Linked DNA regions of Homo sapiens: region 2 is linked to region 1. A link is a contact called in ENCODE Hi-C or POLR2A ChIA-PET data. All regions are on one chromosome and are shown on one strand. The core of a region is the stretch at or near the end of the contact, and the rest is flanking DNA. Distances in the headings are between cores, read along the strand shown. Region 1 holds the start of SURF1 (SURF1 cytochrome c oxidase assembly factor). Region 2 overlaps VAV2 (vav guanine nucleotide exchange factor 2).

Region 1 (4,115 bases), core at 278-2,777:
GGAGAGTTTCACAACACTGACATGGAGCCAGAAGCCCTCGAACACAGACCTGGAGCAGCCCGTTCCAAGACAGACTCCAGTACTGCCAATCAAAACCTGCTGCCTAGAGCCAACTAGCAGCACCTGTATCCAGCCCAGCTCCTAACCCGGTGCCCAGAACAAGGCACACACAGTACGTCTGCCAAGTGAGTAAGTGGGATCTAGGGCTCAGTGCCGGTTTGACCACCAACCACGACCCTGAGTAACTCATGCCTTTTTACTCAAGAATCTAGATGTATTCCACTGCACTAAGATGCACCATTCATCCATTCAAAATGCATTTAATAAGCAGCTACAGTTGGCCGGGCACGGTGGCTCACGCCTGTAATCCCAGCACTTTGGGAGGCCAAGGCGGGCGGATCACGAGATCAGGAGTTCGAGACCAGCCTGACCAACATGCAGAAACCCCATCTCTACAAAAAAATGCAAAAATTAGCTGAGCACGATGGTGCTTCTGTAATCCCAGCTACTCGGGAGGCTGAGGCAGGAGAATCGCTTGAACCTGGGAGGAGGTGGTTGCTGTAAGCCGAGATTGCGCCACTGCACTCCAGCCTGGGCAACAAGAGCGAAACTGTCTCAAAAAATAAAAAATAAGCAGCTACAGTTACTAAGTAGCTTAGTCAGGCACTAGTGGTTGTTGTGTTATGTAGAAAAATATATCAATTCAGTAATGGCTCACAGAGCTCTCTTAACAGCTTTCCATTTTTACAACTCATCGTAAATGTAAAGAGGGAAGAATGTACACAGAAAGTGCCTTTAAGCTCTCAGAGGATGAGTTCCATCCGCTGAAAAGCACCAGGGGCCTTGCGGATACTATTTTTTTTTTTTTTTTTATAAAAAGGCAGGCCTGGGGCAGGCTTGCACAGCACTCTACACACGGCAAAACAGCCCTGTGCTGCACACTGAGAGGAACACGTAAGCCGCGGTGGTTAGATACGCTTTACTTTCAGAGCCCTGGGCTTTCAGCCTGGGCTGGCCACCCATTAGCTGGATGGGACGTTCGGAAGTAACTCTCGAGCCTTCTCTGTAACAGGGGAACGACCAAGGAGCTACCTCTCGCGTTGTGAGGACAAAGCGCTCGCTACATGCCCGGCACACGACCACAATTCCACTGAAAGCATTTTAATACGGAACTTGTCACTCCCAGGGAGCCTCCGCTCAGCCGGCAGTTGGTTCATTTCAATCCCCACGACAACCCTTCAAAGTGCAGGGCAGACAGCAGGTGGCTCTGCCCAGGCGCCTGGATCACAGCCCGGCCTGCAGCCCTCACCTGGGCGCGGGGAGACCCTGAGGACGCTCCTCCAGGCGGCGCTGGCCGGGGCCTGCGGACACGGACGGGCGGGCTGAGCTCCGGGACCCCTCCCCGCGCCCCGCACCCCGCACCCCGCACCCGGCGCTCACCCGTCCCAGCCCCGCCGCCCGCAGCCCCAGCTGCAACGCAGCCACCGCCGCCATCGCACCCGGCCCCGCGGGCGCTTCCGGGACGCAGGAAGCATCTGCATCCGGGGCGCCGCTGAGTCCCGCCCAGAGCCCCGCCCCCGGCTCCAGGTTCTGCGAGCGGCTTCCGCCGGGCTGCTCCGCGGGCGCGTCGGCCATGAGCGAGTTGCCGGGCGACGTGCGGGCGTTTCTGCGGGAGCACCCGAGCCTGCGGCTCCAGACGGACGCCCGCAAGGTTCGCAGCGCGGGAGGGGAACGGAGTGGCGGAGAAGGGCGCAGTTGGGATGAGGGGCTGAGGGGAGGGCAGGGGAGAGGAGAGGGCAGGGGAGAGGGGAGAGGGGAGAGCAGGAGAGAGGGGAGGGCAGGGGAGAGGGCGCGGCGGGATCAGGGGAGGAGAGGGAAGGGGGCGCGGCAGGAGGGGGCACCAGGGAGCGGAGCCCTGGCCCTCCTGACGTCCTGCCCGCCCACGCGTCCGCAGGTGAGGTGCATCCTGACAGGTCACGAGCTGCCCTGCCGCCTGCCGGAGCTCCAGGTCTACACCCGCGGCAAAAAGTACCAGCGGCTGGTCCGCGCCTCCCCGGCCTTCGACTATGCAGAGTTCGAGCCGCACATCGTGCCCAGCACCAAGAACCCGTAGGTGGTCCGCGGCGGCGCGGGGAGGCCCAGGGCAATTAGGACAGCCCCTCCGCTGGACTCCGCCAGTGCTGCAGCCCCTACTCTTTCAGAGTTGGGAGCCCTGGGACCCAGGTGGGCGCCCGGGTGCTGGAATCACCTGCGGTCCCAGCGGCGAGGCCTCTTGGTGAGCTCGTTTGCTCACCTGAGGTTTGTCCTGTGGGGTGTGGCTGCTTCCCAGATGAGTAGAGGCTTGTGATTTGTCACCTGAGGTTGTGAACAGCGTTGGGTTCTTCCCTTAACCCCAGAAGGGGTCTTTGATTTAGCTGGGAGCTAGGCTTTGTAATAATCGTCAAAACAGAGATAGGATGTTTCCATTCATTGAGCCCTTGCTCCAGGTGGAGCCATCCTCTTGCATGAACTCATCCTGGAGCAGTCAGTGAGGCTGCCATGCGTGCTTTTCCGGTAAACATTAAGAGGCTGCAGTCGGCCTGGGTCAGACGGTTCCCCACCCAGCTTCAGAGTGGAATTGCTCCGGGAGCCTTTAAAAGCCCGATGTCCAAGCCGCATGGTAGACTGTCCAGGGATGAGTCCAAGACACAGCCACCAGTCTGAATCCTTGCTGTGAACTGTCCCTACAAATTTGGTCTCTCTGCTCTGTAGGCACCAGTTGTTCTGCAAACTCACCCTGCGGCACATCAACAAGTGCCCAGAACACGTGCTGAGGCACACCCAGGGCCGGCGGTACCAGCGAGCTCTGTGTAAATGTAAGTCCCAGTGGACCCCCATCAGTGCATCGCCATCTGAGTGCATGCCCGCCTTGCCCCAGATGGAGCGTGCTTGAAGGCAGGTCGTCCTTCAGCGATCCGTGTTGATGCATCAGGCCTGTTTTTTGGCACAGTGAAGAGAGGGATGATGGCCCCTGACCCCACAGCTTTTAGTGCAGGCAGGCACAGAGCCAGAAGCAGGCTCGGGAGTGAGTGAGTGTGCGTGGCAATGCGAGGTGTGAAAGAAACTGGGCGAGGGATGTGGGGTGGGCTTGCGGAGACAGGAGGGCTGGGGAGACTCGCTGAGGGATTCGCTCGAGGCTGAGGCTGGAGGGATGTGGTGGCAGTGGGGTCGGGGGAACAGCACCCCAGGGAGAAGCCAGGGTCCATGGAAGTCTGAGGCAAAAATGTGTTGGCTGAGGTAGGCTCCAAAGGACTGGCTGGGCTAGTGTGCACAGCCCGGATGACCCAGAGACCAGGCCAGGAGCACTGCAGTGGGTGTGTGGAGAGGGTTGGGTGGGGGCTGCATGGACAGTGTGCATGGTTGAGAAGGGAGGACTCCTTGACTGCGGTCATCCAGGAAAAGACGGTGGGTTTTGGGGGGAGAATTCAGAGTCCCTTTGAAGGTTTTAAGCTTGAGCTGTATTAGGAAAGGTGTGTATTAGGGAAGTATCGGGCTTTTGAAACAGGGACACCCGTGCTGGATGAAGGAGATGGTTGCACCGTGGATCTGGGTGAGCACCCGGCGAGAGTTTAGAGAAGGGAGAGAGGCCTGGTCCTGAGCCCCAGGAAGAGGCTGGAAGTCCTCCCGTGGTACTGAAGGGAAGATGAGGACAGAAAAATGATAGATTTGATAACACAGAGGCCCCTGGCAACCTTGGTGAGGCACCTGAAGCTTGGCAGGGACACCTGGCTAGAGTGGAGCGTAGGCTGCAGCCCATGAGGGCAGTGTCCGGCCTTAGGCAGGTGCTGGGTCACCAGAAAGCCTTTCTGGAGTCCAGCTAAGGAGGGAAATGGACAGAGGCTGGAGCGGACAGATTCAGGTTGGTTTGCGGATGGGAAGATGCGTCTACGGGCTTCTGATGAGTGCGGAGAGGCAGTCCAGCCCTCCCGAAGCATGAGTGTGGATTGAGAAGGCAGGACCAGGGTTTCTCAAGTAGAAGGCGGGCACCTTGCAGAGGCCTTGCAGGCACAAGGGCTGCCAGCCTGAGGCTTGGACTTTTTCCAGCCAGTGTGTTAGCTGCTCAGGGGTGGGCAGGA
Region 2 (3,739 bases), core at 1,184-3,683, 600 kb after region 1:
GCCCCCGGGACACCTAGAACCTGGAGGGAGCATGGCCCCACTGACACCTAGAACCTGGAGGGAGCATGGCCCCCGGGACACCTAGAACCTGGAGGGAGCATGGCCCCCGGGACACCTAGAACCTGGAGGGAGCATGGCCCCCGGGACACCTAGAACCTGGAGGGAGCATGGCCCCCGGGACACCTAGAACCTGGAGGGAGCACGGCCCCACTGACACCTAGAACCTGGAGGGAGCACAGCCTGCCAACATCTAGAACCTCCAGAGGCAGCACAGCCCTGCCAACACCTAGAGCTTCCAGAGGGAGCACAGCCCTGCTGACACCTTGGTTTCAGGCTCGCGGCCTCCAGGGCTGCTGCTGGAAGGCGCTGGCCTGTGGTTCTTTGTTGGGCAACTCCGGTGGCCAGCTGGTGGCAGGCAGTCCTGTGCCCTTGGCGCTGTGCCCCCCAAGCCCACCACAACAGGCACTTGGAATGGCTTTGGGATGAATGGGCACACAATGGAATGAATAGGGCTTGGATGAGAAACTGAGGCAAGAGTTCTCCTGGTTTCTTCCACCCTTTGTTCCCGTTCATGCCAGCATGGGTTTTGCAATGCCCTGCACCCCGGCTCGGAGCTGGGAGACCCTGGACCCTGGGCCTGGCACACTGGGGCCCTCTGAAAATGTGGTTTTGACCCCCAGGCTCAATTCAGGGCTCTTTGGGAAGCAAAGTCCCCAGAGGGACCCTGGCAGGGTGGGAAGTCAGGAAGCACTTGTGTGGAACCTCAGACCCAGTTCCCTCTGACCACCATGGGGCCCAGCTTCAGACACCCTTGAGTGGGGACAGGGGGCTCAGGCACAGGGTGGGGCACCTTTCCGGCAGGGAGATGCAGGTTCAAATCCTGAAGGTCCCCCACACCCACCCTGGGAAACCCAGCTCCCATGACCCCGGCTCCCAGGCCTGCATGTCCAACAGCTGCCTCCCTGTCTCCAAAGAAGGCACCTGGCCCGAGTACCCCAAAACCAAGACCTGTGGGCCTCCATCCCTAGGTGTCCTCCCTCTGCAGAAAAACCCACTGCTTGCCAGAGGCTACAGCCAGCACCTGACAGGCAGCGCCTCCCACCACCCCTTGCACAGGCAGGTGGCTCCACATGTGGGACAACCCACTGCACATGTGTGACATTCTTAAGATCCCAGCACTATACACGCCATGGGATGTAAAACACCCTTCTCAACGTGCAACAAACACGGCCGAAACCGTCACCGAAAGCACTGCGCCTGTCTGCTGCTGGGGAATCACTCCGTGGTTAGCACCCATCATTTCGAGAAGAAAGAGTCAATTGTGATGTTCTGTTACCATCCCAGTCATTTCCAGGGATTTCTGAGAAGCGGCATGTGCCTGGTGTCCCTCTGTCCATCTGCCCATCTGTCCATCCGCCCACCAGCACCTGCTGAGGGCCTGCGGCCCTGCATGCATGGCCCAGGCTGCCAAATCAGTTCTGTCACCATGGGGCGGCAAGGCACAAGGAGGAGCAAGTGCGCGTGAGACGCCCAACAGGAGAGATGCCTGCACTTCAAGGAGCTTTCTCGCCTGGTGCTGGAAAGGACCCAAAGTACTCAGTGCCGCAGCAGCACATCGCAAGTGCGCAGTGAATCTGAGTGAAATCCACGCACGCCTGAAGGCTTCCGGAGAAGGCATCGCAGGTCCAGCCATGGGAGGCTGGGGGGAGCGGGAGCTGTGGCACTGCAGCCAAGCACTTACATGTGCCACACACCTGTGGGGCGGGCGGGGGATGCTGCTGATGCTCGAGCAGGGCAAGGTCTGTGATGTGTGTGTCCTCATGTGTATGCGTGTGGGGTGCCCATGCACATACATGTGGGGGTGCGCAGGTGCTTAGGGGTGTACAGGCGTGCATGTGTTCATGTGTGTGCACATGTATGTGTGCATGCTCATGATGTATGTACCAGTGTATGTATGTGCAGTGTGTGTCTGCATTACGATAAATAAAGCTAAGCAAAAATACATCTGCAGGAGGGCAAGGACCGAGATAAATCATTCTGAACTCCAAACAGGTGGAGGGTAAGATGTAAACAGATTTTTCCTGTTGTTTAAATGTACTTCGTTTTCATTATACTGCTGTTTGCGTGCAATGAATGCAAGTGCACTGAGGTGAGGAAAAAGGAAGGCAGACACTCCTTCCTCCGGCTACCCCACAGACACCCACACCATGAGAAACTAGGGCACCCCTGCAGATGGGAGGCAGCGGTGAGGTCGCCTCCAGGCTCGGCCAAGGGTACAGGAAGGGCAGAACCTGACCAGGCCATTTCCAGCCAGACTCTGCTTCCTGTGGGGAGCTCCTGCCCCTTCAGGTCCTAAACCTTCAATCACCCAGATTCTGGGGACCCCACAGGGAGCAACATAGTCATGCCACCCTCCACAAGCCCAGCCAGGGAGTGTGGCCCCATACCCGATGCCAAGGCGAGGCTCCTGGCTGCGGAAGCTGAGTCGGAAGCACGGTCCCCACACTCCTCCTTACTCCCCGCCCACGCTCCTCCCCACTCCCCACACTCCTCCCCACCCCCCTGCTTCTCCCCACTCTCCCCATACTCCCCACTCCCCCTGCCATGCTGCCCCAACTCTCCCCATGCTCCTCAGTCCCTCCAATGCCCCCCAAGCTCCTCCCCATTCCCCACATGCTCCTCCCCACTCCCCACGGTCCTCCCCACCTCCTTTCTCCCCACTCCCCCCATGATCCTCCCCACACCCCCACTCCTCCCCCCTCCCCACCACGCTCCTCCAACTATCCCCACTCACCCCATGCTGCTCCCCATTCCCCCCAAAGCTCCTCCCCACTCCCCCACACTCCCCCCACGCTGCTTCCCACTCCCCCCACGCTGCTTCCCACTCCCCCCAACGCCCCCCCCACGTTCCTCCCCACCCCCCCACTTGCACTCCACTCCCACTCCTACTCCTCCCCACTCCTCCCCACAGCTCTGGCCTCCCCCAGCCCGAGGGGAGCCCTCTAAACCCTCCAGCTCAGGCTGCTCCGTGAAGCTCAGTTCCTGCCGCTTCCGCTCAGCACAAAGGCACGGCCCCTGCTGGAGGCCCCCGCTCCGGGGAGCTCTCAGACGGGCAGCCAGCACCTCACTGCCCATCTGCTCCTTCCCTGCTTACTCGCAGAGTCAAGACCTGGAGCCCACGGGGCCAGGAGGCACAAAGCACAGCTTCCCAGGTGACGCTGGACAAGTCGCTGACCCTCCTGGAGCCTCAGTTTCCCCAACCCAGTGGCTCTGAATGAATTCCCTGGATTCCTGAGAAGGAGGGAGCTTCCTCACTGGTTCACAGGGAGAGAGGGAGGGAAGGGGGTTCTGACAATTAAAAACAGGTCTGCAAGTCAGGAACTCGATGATCTCCAGAGGTGCCATGATCCCCTCGTCTACCCAGCCTCCCCTGGGCCCTGCAGCCCCTCCCTACCCTGTGACCCTCAGCCCAAGCCCCTGGGGAGGGTCTCTGGTTCTCAGCTGTGGGGTTGGGCCCAGCGGGTCTGGGGGCCTGGTGGGGAAAGGGTGTCTAGGGTACTCTGTCTTTCTACCTTTCTGAGTTGTTTCTTCTTTTGCTTTGTTTTGTTTCGTTTTGTTTTTTTTCCAACGAGTAGACATTACTTTTAGAATTTCTTAAAAAGTTATCTCAGCTTTGGGTTGGGTTAGGGAGGAGGGAGTCCTGGGAATGTATAAAAAGCACGCAGCCAGTTAGTTCCTG

The links. Hi-C counts contacts between places; a loop is a spot of excess contacts on that map. ChIA-PET counts read pairs that join two places held with the same protein, here RNA polymerase II (POLR2A). Pooled maps may share reads with other maps.
Region 2: a loop to region 1 is called in a pooled map, with 3 times the contacts of the local background. The contact joins the enhancer-like site here to the promoter of SURF1 in region 1. A Hi-C loop is called at or near these places in 2 of 50 pooled maps. POLR2A ChIA-PET finds 5 or more read pairs at or near these places in 3 of 52 experiments (AG04450, OCI-LY7 and PC-9).

Annotation. Positions count from the first base shown.
Region 1 is chr9:133,354,960-133,359,074 of GRCh38, forward strand. It overlaps SURF1 (SURF1 cytochrome c oxidase assembly factor), which reads right to left and starts at 1,528. Exons shown (of 9, transcript NM_003172.4): 1 at 1,441-1,528; 2 at 1,310-1,361. The coding sequence starts at 1,494. It overlaps SURF2 (surfeit 2), which reads left to right and starts at 1,591. Exons shown (of 6, transcript NM_017503.5): 1 at 1,591-1,711; 2 at 1,955-2,109; 3 at 2,752-2,855. The coding sequence starts at 1,634. RefSeq lists silencers at 1,330-1,449, 1,690-1,759.
Region 2 is chr9:133,952,863-133,956,601 of GRCh38, forward strand. All of the region lies in intron 1 of VAV2 (vav guanine nucleotide exchange factor 2), which reads right to left. Among named protein-coding and RNA genes, the nearest start is that of VAV2, 38 kb to the right of the region's middle. RefSeq lists an enhancer at 1,340-1,629. Within about 2 kb of position 2,434, at least 22 of the 41 ENCODE cell types and tissues checked have a DNase peak (open chromatin) inside an H3K27ac peak, as active enhancers do; they include OCI-LY7, where a contact is called at or near this core.